2 separate regions of the Homo sapiens genome follow, and region 1 is linked to region 2. A link is a loop called in an ENCODE intact Hi-C map of the cell type or tissue named here. Cell type or tissue: ascending aorta. All regions are shown on one strand.

Region 1 (8,000 bases), 210 kb before region 2:
CTACCTTAAAATAAATGCTTTAAAAAGTTCTTCAAGTTGAAACGAAAGGCCACTAAGCAGTAACTCAATAGCAGAAGAGTGTGAAATGTATTGGCAGAGGAGGCATAACTTATAGCTTGTTACTGGCAACACACAATTTGCCATCTGCTATAATTTCTGACCACTGATCTACTTTTACCTGATATAAAAGATGTTTGTGGGCTGGACACAATGGCTCACACTTGTAATCCCAGCATTTTAGAAGGCCAAGGCGAGTGGATCACTTGAGATCAGGAGTTCAAGACCAGCCTGGCCAACATGGTGAAACCCTGTTTCTACTAAAAATACAAAATTAGCCAGGCATGGTGGTGGGTGCCTGAAATCTCAGCTACTTGGGAGGCTGAGACAGGAGAATCACTTGAACCTGGGAGGTGGAGGTTGCAGTGAGCTGAGATGGTGCCACTGCACTCCAATATGGGTGACAGAGAGAAACTCTGTCTCATACTAATGATGATGATGATAATAATAATAATAATAATAATAATAATAATAAAAGATGTTTGTGAGCAGGAAAAGAACCTCATCTTTTTATCATCAGTTTCTATCAAGTCAAAGGTCCAACTGAAAAGATAATGCAACTAACTAAGCATACCATGTAGCAGCTAACTGAAGGACAATGACCAAAATATCTTATTGGGTTTCTGATTGTTTAAAAGTTATCACTCAAGAAGAGCCCATTTTGTAGGATAACAAATGTAGAACAATTCAAGTGTTGCACTGCTGTTGCCATTCATATTTAGCTTGGAGATAACAAGACACACAAAAATAACACTCCTCTGTCTGTATTTATCCTGCAATCATATGTGCCTAATTAAACTGTATTCAGAACTATGCATGTAAATCATGATAAATCTTTCAGATCCAAATTAAGGTAATGGGATAGTCCTGGTCCCAAAGCCAAATTTAAAATCTAGGTCCATATCTAATTAGAAAATATCCTCAGTGCTTTTCCCAGGTCATTTTATAATACTGGAACCATTAGGAGCATCCCTTTAGAGATTTTGACACAACATATTTGACTTTGCCTCCTTAGAGTTTCTAGAGTGACAAAGCAATTGTTTTCTTTTGTTTTGTTTTTTGAGATGGAGTCTTGCTGGTGCCCCAGCTGGAGTGCAGTGGTGTGATCTCGGCTCACTGCAATCTCTGCCTCCAGGATTCAAGTGATTCTCCTGCCTCAGTCTCCCAAGTAGCTGGGACTACAGGCATGTGCCACCACACTAGGCTAATTTTTTTTTTTTTTTTTTTTTTGAGATGGAGTCTTGCTCTGTCACCAGGCTAGAGTGCAGTGGTGTGATCTTGGCTCACTGCCATCTCCGCCTCCTAGGTTCAAGCAATTCTCCTGCCTCAGCCTCCCCAGTAGCTGGGACTACAGGCACACACCACCACACTTAGCTAATGTTTTGTATTTTTAGTAGAGACGGGGTTTCAGCATGTTGGCCAGGATGCTCTCTATCTCTTGACCTCATGATCTGCCCGCCTCAGCCTCCGAAAGTGCTGGGATTCCCCCGGCCTAATTTTAGTATTTTTTGTATAGACAAGGTTTCACCATGTTGGCCAGGCTGGTCTCGAACTGCTGACCTCAAGTGATCTGCCTGCCTTGGCCCCCAAAGTGCTGGGATTAGAGGCATAAGCCACCGTGCTAGGCCCAATTGTTTTTTAATTTGATGATGAGGAGTCTTCTGATATTTAGACCCCTGCTCAGTATAACACCAAGAAAATCCCAGAGAAAGGTATCTTGATTAAAAGATTATGTTTAACATAATAATCAAACAGTAATAATATTTATTTCTGAGAAAGTAAACTCAAATACCAGGGTTAGGGTGGCAGGATAATTTATTTTCATGGCATACTTTTTACCCTGTTTAAATAGTTTAATATGATACATATTAATTTTCAGAAATAATGATCATGGACTTTTCAAATAGTATGGCAAAAAAGAAAAATAACTTCTTATATTCAATTTCCATATTTCTATATTTGAAACAAATTGCTACTTTTTACTTCAGAATTATGCATATGTCTTGAGAATAAAAATCTCATCCTGTCTGACTTTTGGGGCCCAGGGTTGTATAACAGTTTTCTATATGAAGAAGTTATAAAGTCAAATAAGTCCCTCATTCTAATTTTTGGCCCAAACCAGGACCATGTATACCCAAAATGAAGAACTACATAACTGACAGCTCAAGACTTCCATGGTTGCTGGTTGATCAGTCACCTGAACAACTCAGAACTCTGCTTAGAAAGTAGACAGTAAACACAAGATCACAATGGTGTCTCATGTGCGATGCCAAGAAATATTGTGGGCTTTATCCTGCCCTGGGTCACAGCCTCAAACACAATATTGAGTTGCAAGCATAATGTAAGTCCAGGGTGGAAGCATGCACAGAAGTCAGACCTCCTCTCTTTGCTTTCTTTTCTAGCAAATGCCTAGGGAAATTTTCCTTCTTAAGGCTATTACTATTATCTTTATTATTAATGCTAAAATAACAATGTTGAGAATTTTAATCATTGTGATGATGCTAATAATGACTAGTATTAATCAGAAGTCTGTTCTGGCCAAGTCCTTTTCTAGTATTTTAAAGATATTTTCTCATTTAACTTTCAGAACAACTCTATGAAGTTTTATTTTTTTCATTACCCAAATGAGGAAATTGAGGCCTAGCGAGTTACATAACTTGCTTAAGATCTCACAGCAACTAAGTGGCATAACCCATGTTGAACTTTTAGATTGTTTGACTCCAGAGTCTAGTTTCTTTTTTTTTTCTTGAGACAAACAGTCTCATTCCATTATCCAGGCTGGAGTGCAGTGGCGCAATCTTGGCTCACTGCAATCTCCACCTCCCAGGTTCAAGCAATTCTCCTGCCTCAGCCTCCCAAGTAGCAGGGATAACAGGCGCATGCCACCACACCCGGCTAATTTTTGTATTTTTAGTAGAGACAGGGTTTCACCACGTTGGCCAGTCTGGTCTCGAACTCCTGACCTCAAGTGATCCACCCGCCTCAGCCTCCCAAAGTGCTGGGATTACAGGTGTGAGCCACCGCGCCCGGCCAACTCCAGAGTCTATTTTCTTAACTTGTACTTTTAGCCATTCTAATCTTCAATCCCAGTAGTGAAATTAATTGCATAATGCCTGCCAACAAGAGAATCCGAGCTCTTTAGGTTTCTAAAAATCTCATTAGATTGTTTTTACATTTACTTTTCGGTCAATCTTGAATTATCTAAGGGAAGATATGTATATCTAGCCCTCTTGGATTACCTACATTATTGCTTTGCTAACTTTTTTTTAATCCCTTAGGATTCATGTCCTATCCTATCAGGGAAGGAGGGAAACCAGAAGAGGTAGAAGATAGATCAGTCAGTTGTGCTACTATAACAGCTTTGAGTACAGCTGAGAGGCTTTGAAACTAACATATAAAATTAAGCTTCAGGATTATCTGCTTCTTTAGTACTTCATTCATCTGGATATAATGAGATGAGTCAGCCAGTAGCCAAATCCCACTTACAATTGTAATGTAAGTATTAAAAGGAAAAACTTTACATATTATACTTCTGCCATTGTTGCCCAAATAATTTTGCATAATTTATGTTTTTTTATGGTTGGAATTCTGCAAATATAATTTATGAATAGCATTTAATTGCTATTAAATTATGAAGGCAAGCTAATATATTAATTACTTTCATATCTATTTTTTCCTCTTTTGCTTTACTATAATTTTTCAGAAACTAGCCATATTAATAATCCAAAAGTTATGCAGACAAATCAGAATCTGTCTCATATGTGATGATTTCTAGACATGATGATCCACAATTTCCCTTGATATTTCTTTCCTGAATTTTTCGGTACTCATTGAAGGAATTGCTCTTTCATATCTAAATCCTATTCCTGTGGATGAGACGCATTTCTTACTGCTCCATCCCTGGGAGAAAGAGTAGCTTGCCATAGGAACAGGGAAGGGTTACTTTATATACTATGAAATGTTCTGAGTTTTATATATGTGAAAAAGATCCAGAAATTAAATTTTAATAAGCCTCCAGATTTGGGCAGCAATCAAAGGCTTCCTCTATAGCAACAATTACACACATCACTGATCTGAGATCAAATATTTATGTCTTCTCCTACATGCTAGAGAACTAGCATTTTGCTAGTTACTGTTATTACCAGGGCAATTCAATAGAGGGCAAAAGAGACTAAAAATGTCATTTCACATTGGAAATTGTAAGAAAAAGCAATAACAAGCCTGGAAAAGATTAAATGCAATTGGAAATGAGTCTAAACTGAAATAAAATACTGTATTTTAGTAGATTTTAGTAGGGCTATAATTTTAACTTCTACTAAAAAACTGTCGTTTTGCCTATCGCTGAAAAGAAGACACAAAAGAAGACAAAAAGCCTGATGCTAGCAGGAAACAAAAGCTCTTCCCCATTTCCTAAAAGTACTTTCTTTTCTAGAAGTATATTGTTTGAAGGAGACTCTTCCATTATGCCTTGGGGAAAATGTAACCATTTTTTAAAAAATGAAATATAAATTATTCTCCCCTTTGGAAAAACTTTGTTTCCTTTGGTGTTGTTAACATAGAAGGCAGTGAATAATTTCTGCTCATTGCAGGACCCCATCAAACAATACCAATGTCTCATTTACCTTAAAGGACTAGAGTTTGCTTTGCATTGCCAGCAATATCACTGCCACCATTATCACCACATTATCAATTGCTATACTGTAATATCTTTGGGTGTGCAATCTTGCAGTAAATGCTCCTGCACCAGGTATTTTTCCAGAACTATTATAGAGCTACCTTTGAAGAATTTGTGATTTAGGAACTTACACTAAATTATTATATCCCCATCTTACATGACTTTATTTCTTTTCTGTTCACATTTCTGGTGATTTTACTTGGTTTCAAAGAAGCTATAAAATTCTGTTATTTATTCTCAGTGGGTTCCAAATACACAACCCAACTGGCCTCTCTGGGACCTCAATCTCCACTGGGGCCTCTAAACTAGGAATGGCTGCAGTGAGGATATGGTCCTTGGATGAAGTGCTTGTATAATCCAGATCAGCAGGCAGGGCTCGGTGAGAAAAGGGAACTGGTCATGGATGGCAGGCAGTTCTAAACGAATGGCCTGCCTGGCCAGAATTCAGAAGAGGGAGAGAACTCGGGCTCTACCTGAGTCTGGAAAGGCTTCACGGAGAAGGATCTTGAAGCAGGGATAAGGTTCACAGGGGGCTAAGAGTGGAGGAAAGTTGATCTCCAGATGATGTAATGTGAAGTAATGGGTAGATGGAAGGAGCCAGAAATGTTCAGGAAGCTGTAAAGAGACCTGTCTGGCGATGGTAGTGTTTATGAAGACAAGAAGTAGGAGGTAAGGGTGAACAAGCAGGTTGTAGCTGGCCTTGAATGGCAGGCTCAGAGATCTGAATTTTATTCTCCATTCATGTGGGAGTTGCTGAAGATTTCTGAAATAGGGAAGTGACAGGATGAAAGTGCTGTTCAAAGAAGATGAATGAGGAAGCTAAATGATAGGGCCCAACTCCCCATCTCTCTGGGAGGGTTAGATGCTTAAATTTGACAAATGCCGATTAGCAAACCCAGATGGATTTCACATAGATCCATTCCCCTTCCAGCTTTTTATGGTTTTTCACTTCCCTAACTCTGCTCAAGCCCTTGCCATGCCCCCTTCCTACTCCCTCATTCTCCCTTTGAAAAGCCCTATCACCAGCCACCCAGCCTGCCAGCTCATGCCTGTAATCCCAGCACTTTGGGAGGCTGAGATGGGTGAATAACCTGAGGCCAGGAGTTTGAGACCAGCCTGGCCAACATGGTGAAACCCGATCTCTACTAAAAATACAAAAATTAGCTGGGCATGGCAGCACACACCTGTAATCCCAACTACTCGGGAGGCCGAGGCAGGAGAATCACCTGAACTCGGGAGACGGAGGTTGCTGTGAGCCGAGATCGCACCACTGCACTCCAGCCTCGGTAACAGGTGAGACCCTGTCTAAAAAAATAAAAAAGAAAAAGAAAAGAAAAGCCCCATCACCTCTGTACAACTTGGGTTGGAGTTCAACTCTTCCTCACTGTCAGTAGTTATTAAATAAAATCTGTTTTACCATTTTAACTGATGTGTGGCTGTTTTTCTTTGACAGAGGCCTGAGGTTTAAACAATTTGGGGAACCTTCTTTAAGAAAAGGAATACAAAATTACAAATACAAAACTAAATATGTGGCTTTGGAAGGGGCATATGCAAATGAGGGCCCCTGAGCATAAGCAACCTTAGCTTCATGATAAATCTTCATCTGGTTGACCAGATAGACAAGGTGTCTGCTTTCTTGAAGCTTAGGTTCTAGAGGGAGTGGAGAGGAGAGATAGGCAATAAGCAAGTACACAAATGGGAATTTTTAGAGAATAATTACTCTGAAGCAAGTAAACTGGCATGGTAGAGTGGGGAGGAGGAGAAGAGAACAAGAAGAGCTCTGCTTTCAGGCATGGTGGCTCACACCTGTAATACTAGCACTTTGGGATGCTAAGGCAGGTGGATGACCTGAGGTCAGGAGTTTGAGACAAGCCCAGTCAACATGGCAAAATCCTGTCTCTACAAAAATACAAAAATTAGCGGGGCACCATGGTGTGTGCCTGCAGTCCCAGCTACTTGGGAGGCTGAGGCAGGGGAATTGCTTGAACCCGGGAGGCAGAGGGTGCAGTGAGCCAAGATCGCACCTCTGCACTCCAGCCTGGACAACAAAGCAATACGGTCTCAAAAATAAAAATAAAAAATAAAAAAGAAGAGATCTGCTTCCAATGTGCTGTCTGGGTAGGTCAACTGCATTCCAAGCAGATAGTATGTCTGAGAGACATACTACATGCCATACGGCATATAGGTATAAGCCATACGGCAGGACATACCAAGTGGAATAGAACATGAGGTCCAGGATGTTAGGCAGGAGACAGATCATGTAGGGCCTTACAGGCTACTGTGAGGTTCAGAAGCTGGATTTAGTTTTAAGCGTTTTGGTTATCTATTGCTACATAACAAACTATCTCAAAACATGGTATTTTAACGCAATTACCATTTTATGATTTCTCACAATTCTGTGAGTTGACAGGCTCAGCTGCCTGGTTCTTCTGCTTTGTGTGGTGTCAGCTGGGACCACAGTTAGTTGAGGGTTCCACTAAACTGGACAGTCAAGATGGCTCAGTCCCTTTTCTAGCACCTTGGCTGAGATGACTAGACAGCAGGACTCTGCTGGACACTGGCACAACTGGACTCTCTCTCTCTCCATGTTGTTTCAGCGTCTCTCTAATGCAGAGATATCCAATCTTTTGGCTTCCCTGGGCCACAATGGAAGAAGAATTGTCTTGGGCAACACATAAAATACACTAACATGAATGATAGCTGATGAACTAAAATTTAAAAAAAAAATCACAAAAAAATCTCATAATGTTTTAAGAAAGTTTACAAATTTGTGTTGGGCCACATTCAAAGTTGCAGGCTGCATGTTGCCTGCAGGCTGTGGGTTGGACAAGCTTGCTCTAATGTGATCTCTCCAACAAGATACATAGACCTCTCATATGAAAGCTCACAGAATCTAAAATTACAAAAGTAGAAGCTGCTGAGACTTCTTAAAGCTTCAGCTTTAAAACTGGCACAGTATCACTTCTGCGTTCTACTGGCTCAAGTGAGTGACAGCACTCAGATTAAATGAGGGAGCTGAACACATGAGCATGTGAATATGGAGAGACATGGTTCACTGGAGGCCAGCTATCACAGAAGCCACTTACTTTTTAAAAGACCACTCTGGTTGTGGAGTATGAACTGCAATGTTAAATCAGCTTAACAATAACCCATGTTGGGCACAGTGGCTTACGCCTATAATCCCAGCACTTTGGGAGGCCGAGGTGGGTGGATCGCCTAAGGTCAGGAGTTCCAGACCAGCCTGACCAACATGGTGAAACCCCGTCTC
Region 2 (8,000 bases):
CCCAGGTGGTGGGGGTCCTCCAGTTTCTGGGTGGTTTCCTTCAGTTTGTTCATTCAGTGCATTCATTCGTTACATGCCTACTATGTCGTAGTGCTTCTGCTATGAACAAAACCAAATCCCTGCACATGTGAAGGTGACATTCCAGTGGGTATGATAGACAGTAGACCTAGAAGCAGATATAGGTTGGGATGCATGAGTGCTATGTATTAATATTTTGAAGGGCAGAAGAAGGGTTGACAAAGGGAATAAAATGGGCCCTTTCTGAGAGAATGCACATGACCGCTGGAATGATTGCATAATTACAGAGTGGGAGACAGAGCTGAGGGAGCTTCAGGGGTGGGGGCATATGCAATACTGGCAGTAGGATTCTTGGTAGATTAAAAAGTAGAGTCCTCTGTTGATGGAGATGTATGGGAGTTTATCAAGGGGATGCAGAACCTTGGGCTTTGGTAAGTGGGTGGTGTATGTTATGCTGCTTCATATGCAGCCTAGGGAGGGTTGGCTCATGGGTGGCTCATTCCTCCCAACAGGGTCTCTTTGGGGAGTATCTGCCACCTGAGACCAGCATGGCTCAGCTGGGCACCAAGACCAGCCAGTCACATGTCAGTCCACAAAAGGACATGGTGCCCTCTAGATTTCCATCCCATTGACAAAGAAGCCAATACTCACTTCATTTCCCCTTGGGCAGGTACAGAAGCACAAATGTCTGGGTTGTTTCTCAGTAGCCATCACCCTCTATATAAAACACTCAACAATTTGATCCTGATTCCAACATCCAGGTTATTTCTACTCTAACTTACTGGAAAAGTAGTAGTCAAAACAAACACTGCTAGGAAGTGAGTGCTTTTAAACATGTTCAGTTGTCTTTGCCATTGGGGAGTGTTGGATTCTTGCTCCTTACAGGTGCATCCCAAGACTGCCTCCTGCATTTCAGGCTGCCTGCTGCAGGGTCTGCAGGATTTCATTCTGGCTCTCTTCACTCTCTACTTCAGTGAGTCTCCACCCTGACTGCGTATTAAACCTTAAAAACAAAACAAAACAAAAACAAACAAAACAACTATGCTCAGGCCCCATTCCAGACCAAAAATCATAATTTATAATTTACAGGGTGGTACCTGGGCTCAGTATTTTGTAAAAGCTCCCTGGTCCTTCTTACCTGCAGCCAGGGTGTGATTACTACCCTGCATCTCATTTAATGGTCTTATTCTCTCATGGCCCCAATTGCCACTTAAAACAATGAAAATCCATCTCAATCCAGATCTTCCTCCTATGTTGTAGACTTTTACCTATCTACTGGACATTTCTTCTTGAGTAGTCCACATACATTGCATCTGATCATAACCAAACCAGGTGTCTCCTCTTGCACACTTGACCTTCTTAAGACACTTCCTATTTCCAAGGAATGCCACTAGAATTTAGGATATTGCCTAAGTCAGAAACCTGGCTAGCATCCTTCTGTCATACCTGCATCCATCTGTCATACCTGCATCCATCCGTCTGCCTTCTCAACGTCCCTCAAGGATCTTGCTGCATCATGTACCTGCCAGCAGGTCTCCCTGCCCCTAGTCTCACTCTAGACTACCTTCAAAGTCTCCTCCATCTGTACGTTAAACTCTCTAAACTCCTTTCAAAGCACAGAAAACCCTTTGTGATGTGCCCCTGCAGAGCTCTTACCTGGCTGCCCCACCTCCATCACACCTTTCACTTACTACCAGATTATTTGCAGTTTTGGGAAAGTACCTGGCCCTCTGGCCTCCGTGCCTTTGCATGCGCAGCTCCCTGGGGGTAGGTGGCCTTAGTGTTCCACCCACCACCACCTTCACCTGATCAGCTCTGAGGCATCTCAGGACTCATCACTGTGGTCCCCTCCTCTGGGATGGCCTTCCCCGAAACACCCAGTTAAATGTTCTGGTTCTGTGTGCCCAGAGCAACCTGTGCTTACCTTTATCATAGCCCTCTTAATAATCAACTATACCTGTCAGTTCAAGGACAGCATAATTCTCATATGCCTAGGAGCTCCTTGAAGCAGGGACTGTGTCTTGTTTTCTCTTTATTCCCAGCTGATAGTAGACACTCAAAGAATGTTTGTAAATAGAAGAGTGGTGATTACAGAATTTTTTTATAGGAAGGACTTAGGGTTCGCAGTCTGATTAGAAGAAGGGCATGGGGTATTTACCCTGAAACTGCATTTTTTCAATTAACATTTAATGTTTTTATTTACTATTTAAAGTTAAAAATTCTGAAAAATGATTCCTAAAAAATTATTTTAGTCATACATTATATAAGATTGAGAAAAATACTAGTTTTCCGTATGAATGAATATTAATTTATTTGGGACATCCTAAAGTATTCCTCTTCCCCTGTAGGCCCTTAGGAAGGAAAGGAGAGTACAAGAATGAGGGCACGGGGAAAAGCAGATGAAGGATGGATCATGAGCTCCTTTGGAACTGTGATCATTATTTGTGTTTTAGTTGGCAATAAGGTGCTGGAACATATGCTTCAGTGTCAGACATACTCACATGTCTTCTGACCATCACATTGCCTTTCCCAGCATCTATAGTCTATTTCATAATGTTGTAAATTACCAACATTTTTCTTTAAAATCATGTTTTTCCCTTTTAAATAGTAGTATCTCCTATAATTTAGATTTGATTTGCCATATACAAAAGTATTATGGATGATATGGTTTGGCTCTGTGTCCCCACCCAAATCTCATGTCGAATTATAATCCCCATGTGTCAGGGGAGGGGCCTGGTGGGAGGTGATTGGATCATGGGGTTGGATTTCCCCCATCCTGTTCTCATGATAGTGAGTGAGTTCTCATGAGATCTGATGGTTTAAAGCTGTGGCACTTTCCTCCGTGCTCTCTCTCTCCTATTGCCATGTAAGACGTGTTTTGCTTTCCCTTCACCTTACACCATGATTTTAAGTTTCCTGAGGCCTCCCCAGCCATGCAGAACTGTGAGTCAATTAAACCTCTTTCCTTTATGAATTACCCAGTCCAGGTAGTTCTTTATAGCAGTGTGAAAACAGGCCAGTACAATGGATAATTAATATTATTCAGTACAGATTTCTGAAACATCAGTCATCATTGAAAATCCACACAAGCTCTTCTGTCTCTCTGTTAGTTACCTTGTTTTTGGAGTTTTGGAAGCGACGCCAGGCAGAACTTGAGTATGAATGGGATACTGTTGAGTTACAGCAGGAAGAACAAGCCCGACCAGAATACGAAGCACGATGTACTCACGTAGTGATAAATGAGATTACTCAGGTAAGCAGGGTCGTATTTAGGTGCAGTTTAATCTACTTACTGCTGTGGTTCTCCTCCTTGGCCGCACATTAGAATCACTTGGGGGAGCTTAAAAAATATTGATACCTGAGTTCCATCACTACATACTCTGGTACTTAGTAACCTGGGGGTATTCTGAGCACAGGGGTTTTTTTTAAAGCTCCTTTGGTAATTCTGATGTGCAGCCAAAGTGAAGAAGCACTGCTTAGAACAGTAGACACAGGAGATAAATGGGGCCCCTTCTTTCATAAAAACAGTAAAAATACAAAAAAATAATTTTTACTGTGACATAGTGATATAAGGAAAGAGGCACTGGTTTTTATAGTTGATTCTCAATTTTTCACGTATACTTTCATTATTCCAGCCCCTTATTCATCCTAGACCAGCTGCCCCTTTATCTTGCAGTAAGCCTCAGTCACTGCTCCACCTTCTGGTTGGGATGTGCAGAAAATAGTGTGGCCTTTATCCTAAAGTTGGAGAAAGGATGGAGGAAGAAGGAAAGTATTTTTTGAGGTCCAACTCTGTTCAGGTACTGTGCTAGGTATTTTATGTCATTGGAAAGGTAGATTTGCTGCTGCTACCACTACTCCAAAGATAAAAAACTATATTCTGTCTGTATAAATATTCCAAAGTCCCTGAAAGATGATTTTTAAATCATCTGCATTCTTGCTTCTTTCCATCAACACAGAAAACTTTGAGCTGATTGTACTTGCAGTCATCAGCATAAGAACAGTAGGTTCTGAATACGAATAGCTCTTGGAAAGAAAATGCTTTTACCAAGAATGTCTGAAAGTGTTCCCAACTATAGGTTTTATAAATTGAATCACAGATTTACAAAATGTTGGCACTAAAAGGAACCAGAGGGAACAGTTCAACCTCTTCCTTTTACAAATGGGAAAAAACGAGGTTCAATTACCAGTAGAAAGTGACATTTGTCTTTCGCAATGTAAAAGCTTCAAATAATCCCCATTATGAATAGTTCCTGCTGTTTACTAGAGAGGACAGGGTCAAAGCATATGTTGTTGAAAGATTGTATATTCAGAAATGAAAGCCAAAACTTAAACAAAATTAGATGTTTATGAAGTAGTTTGAGCACTAAAAAATCTTATAATACCAGCAACATGGGAAAAATACTGAAGAAAAGACAATTTGGTCATTTAAACCTGCCAATTTTATAGTTAAAATTGCCAGCTTATAAGTTAAATTTCCCTTGAAGTGTTACTTGTTAAAACATTGCAAGTGAAGGTTCCTTTTTCTTTATGGTTATTCCTCGTTTCACTTTCATTGCCCACATACCCTCCCTTTGTTTAGAGAGGCCTATAGTGTGATGGTGAAGTCTCTGATGCCAGAGTTCATGTCTGACCACAGCAACTTACTAGTTGGGTGATCTTGGACCAATTAGTTAACTTCCCGGTGCCTCAGTGACCTCATCTATAAAATGGGAATAATACAGTTGTTTCCTCATGATCGCAGCTAAGGATTGAGTTAATGTATAGAAGCTACTTAGAATAGTGCCTGGCACAGAGTTAAATACTCTTAAGTATTTGCAGCTGTTATTAGGCTGCTCTTACAATACAGGTAAATCATGTAGAGGGTTGATTTCTACTCTTAAGAATTTAAATATATTTTTATGAACTATAAAATGGAAATCCTCTAAAAATTTATTCAAAGTTAATATATAAAGCCCAACCAAGAAACACATAGTGGATACCTAGTATTTGCAGACATCTAGGAAACTTTTTGTCCTGCCTGTGCTCTGCGCTATCATCACAGCGATTTCTAAAACCTAAGACAAGCCCAGAAGTATAGCTTTGCAGCTTGGCACCATCAGACACCCAGATTCCTGAGCTCGGGTCGTGGCCGATAAACAGTTTATTCATGCTTGCATTTTCCAAAAACTTATTAAAATGAACACTGCACATGTTTTGTGATGTGTGACTTTGAAATTGTTAACAAAAAAGTGCAATTATGAGTAAGGAGACTATGCTTGCAAACTAATTTTTTAAAATTAATTCTAAGATTTATTGGCGAGTCAGGAGAAAAATAATTTTATTACAGTAATCCCTTGATTGACTAAACTTTTTTGTTTTTGTAATTAGGAAGAAGAACGCATTCCCTTTACTGCCTGGGGAAAATGTATACGGATAACCCTCTGTGCCAGTGCTGTCTTTTTCTGGGTAATTCTATCACAAAAATGTTTTGAATGATTAAAAATGTTTTTATTATGTAACAGATTTTTTTAATATCTAATTTTAAATGTTGAGGAAACTAAATGCTGAGCCTGGAAACTATATGGTCTCAGAGAGACAGACAGATATTTCCAGATAACTATTTTAGCCACCACATAGAGCAACTCCCAAGGTTCGAGATACCTTATCTGTTCACAGAGGTTCTTCTAGTTCTTTTCACCTCATCTGTTAAATCAGTGATTCAGGATTTTCCAGTTTCTGGTGAAGACCAAATGGAAGGCATTAAGAATTCTAAAATTTTCCAACAGCAACAATCAAAATAAAATGTTGGCCAGGGGCGGTGGCTCATGCCTATAATCCAAGCACCTTGGGAGGCCAAGGTGGGTGGATCACCTGAGGTCAGGAGTCAAGACCAGCCTGGCCAACATGATGAAACCCCGTCACTACTGAAAATACAAAAATTAGCCAGGCAAGGTGTCACACACCTGTAGTCCCAGCTACTCGGGAGGCTGAGGCACGAGAGTCACTTGAACCCAGGAGACGGAGGTTGCAGTGAGTGAAAATCACACCACTGCACTCGACTGGGTAACAGAGCAAGACTCCATCTCAAAAAAAAAATAAATAAAATGTCTAGGAATACCCTTAACAAAAAGATAATAGGAACTATCAAAGAAAACATAAAAACTCTTGAAAGTTGTAAAGGATCTGAATGAATGATAATTAAATGAATGATTCTAGATAGAAACACATTTTCTGTAAAATATCAGTACTTACTAAGTTAGTTTTAGGCTTATTGATGGAATCATATTAGTGATGTAATAATTTAGTGTGAGTTTTAATGGCTCAAGAAGAGCCAGATTCAAGAATAGCACATGAAGCCTAGAAATAGCCCCTGATAGCAATAAAAATGTAATATGTCAGAAAAGAGGCATTATAAATCCATCAGACAAGTGGAGATTATTCAATAAATAGTAATGGAATACTTGTTAGCTATTTGGGGGGACAATAAATGTTAAAGTCTTACTTTAAACCATATACTATAATAAATTTCAAAAACATTAAAAAAAAAATTAAAGGCCAGGCATGGTGGCTCACGCCTGTAATCCCAGCACTTTGGGAGGCCAAGGCAGCAGATCACCTGAGGTCAGGAGTTCGAGATCAGCCTGGCCAACATGGCGAAACCCTGTCTTTACTAAAAATACAAAAATTAGCCAGGTGTTCACCTGTGATCTCAGCTGCTTGGGAGACTGAGGCAGGCGAATTGCTTGAGTCTAGGAGGTGGAGGTTGCAGGGAGCCGAGACTGCACCACTGCACTCCAGCCTGGGTGACAGAGTGAGACTCTGTCTCAAAAAAAATGTTAAAAAGGAAGTTGCCAAGATGGCCAAATAGGAACAGCTCCCATCTGCTGCTCCCAGCGTGATCAACACAGAAGACGGGTAATTTCTGCATTTCCAACTGAGGTACCTGGTTCATCTCATTGGGATTGGTTGTACAGTGGGTGCTGCCCACAGAGGGCGAGCTGAAGCAGGGCAGGGCATCGCCTCACCCAGGAAGCACAAGGGGTCGGGCGATTTCCCTTTCCTAGCCAAGGGAAGCCGTGACAGACTATCTGGAAGAACGGGACACCCCCTGCCCAAATACTGCACTTTTCCCAAGGTCTTAGCAACCAGCAGACAAAGTGATTCTCTACCATGCCTGGCTCAGTGGGTCCCATGCCCAAGGAGCCTTCCTGACTGCTAGCGCAGCAGTCTGGGATCAATCTGCGAGGTGGCAGCCTAGCTAGGGGAGGGGCGTCCACCATTGCTGAGGCTTGAGTAGGTAAACAAAGCGGCCAGGAAGCTCAAACTGGGCAGAGCCCACCGCAGCTCAACAAGGCCTAATGCATCCAGACTCCACCTCTGTGGGCAGGGCATAGCTGAACAAAAGGCAGCAGAAACTTCTGCAGACTTAAATGTCCCTGTCTGACAGCTCTGAAGAGAGCAGTGGTTCTCCCAGCACAGCGTTTGAGCTCTGAGAACGGACAGACTGCCTCCTCAAATGGGTCCCTGACCCCCGTGTAGCCTAACTGGGAAACACCTACCACTGGGGGCCGACAGACACCTCATATAGGGTGCTACCTCTCTGGGACGAAGCTTCCAGAGGAAGGATCAGGCAGCAATATTTGCTGTTCTGCAGCCTCCGCTGGTGATACCCAGGCAAACAGGGTCTGGAGTGGAACTCCAACAGACCTGCAGCTGAGGGACCTGACTGTTAGAAGGAAAACAGACAGACAGAAAGGAATAGCATTAACATCAACAAAAAGGTCATCTACACCAAAACCCCATCTGTAGGTCACCAACATCAAAGACCAAAGGTAGATAAAACCACAAAGATGAGGAGAAACCAGCAGAAAAGCTGAAAATTATAAAAATCAGAGCATCTCTTCCCCTCCAGAGGATCACAGCTCCTCGCCAGCAACGGAACAAAGCTGGACAGAGAATGACTTTGACAAGTTGACAGAAGTAGGCTTCAGAAGGTCGGT

What was found. Peaks named below come from ENCODE experiments on the same cell type or tissue, not always from the same donor. Only the 100,000 strongest peaks of a DNase experiment are listed, where the experiment ranks them.
Region 1: a loop joins it to region 2, with 5 times the contacts of the local background. A loop is called at or near these places in 84 of 110 quality-filtered maps.

The regions. Positions count from the first base shown.
Region 1 is chr12:45,179,236-45,187,235 of GRCh38, forward strand. It overlaps the pseudogene PLEKHA8P1. Among named protein-coding and RNA genes, the nearest start is that of ANO6, 33 kb to the right of the region's middle. In ascending aorta, CTCF peaks have their summits at 4,214 and 4,413; no DNase peak of the experiment used is centred here; H3K4me3 peaks cover 290 bases.
Region 2 is chr12:45,385,033-45,393,032 of GRCh38, forward strand. It overlaps ANO6 (anoctamin 6), which reads left to right. Exons shown (of 20, transcript NM_001025356.3): 11 at 3,129-3,271; 12 at 5,389-5,466. LOC105369743 (a long non-coding RNA gene) reads right to left here. Exons shown (of 7, transcript XR_944886.3): 7 at 5,660-5,736. Among named protein-coding and RNA genes, the nearest start is that of ANO6, 170 kb to the left of the region's middle. In ascending aorta, a CTCF peak has its summit at 3,716 (motif pointing left); a DNase peak (open chromatin) is centred at 3,718; H3K27ac peaks cover 975 bases.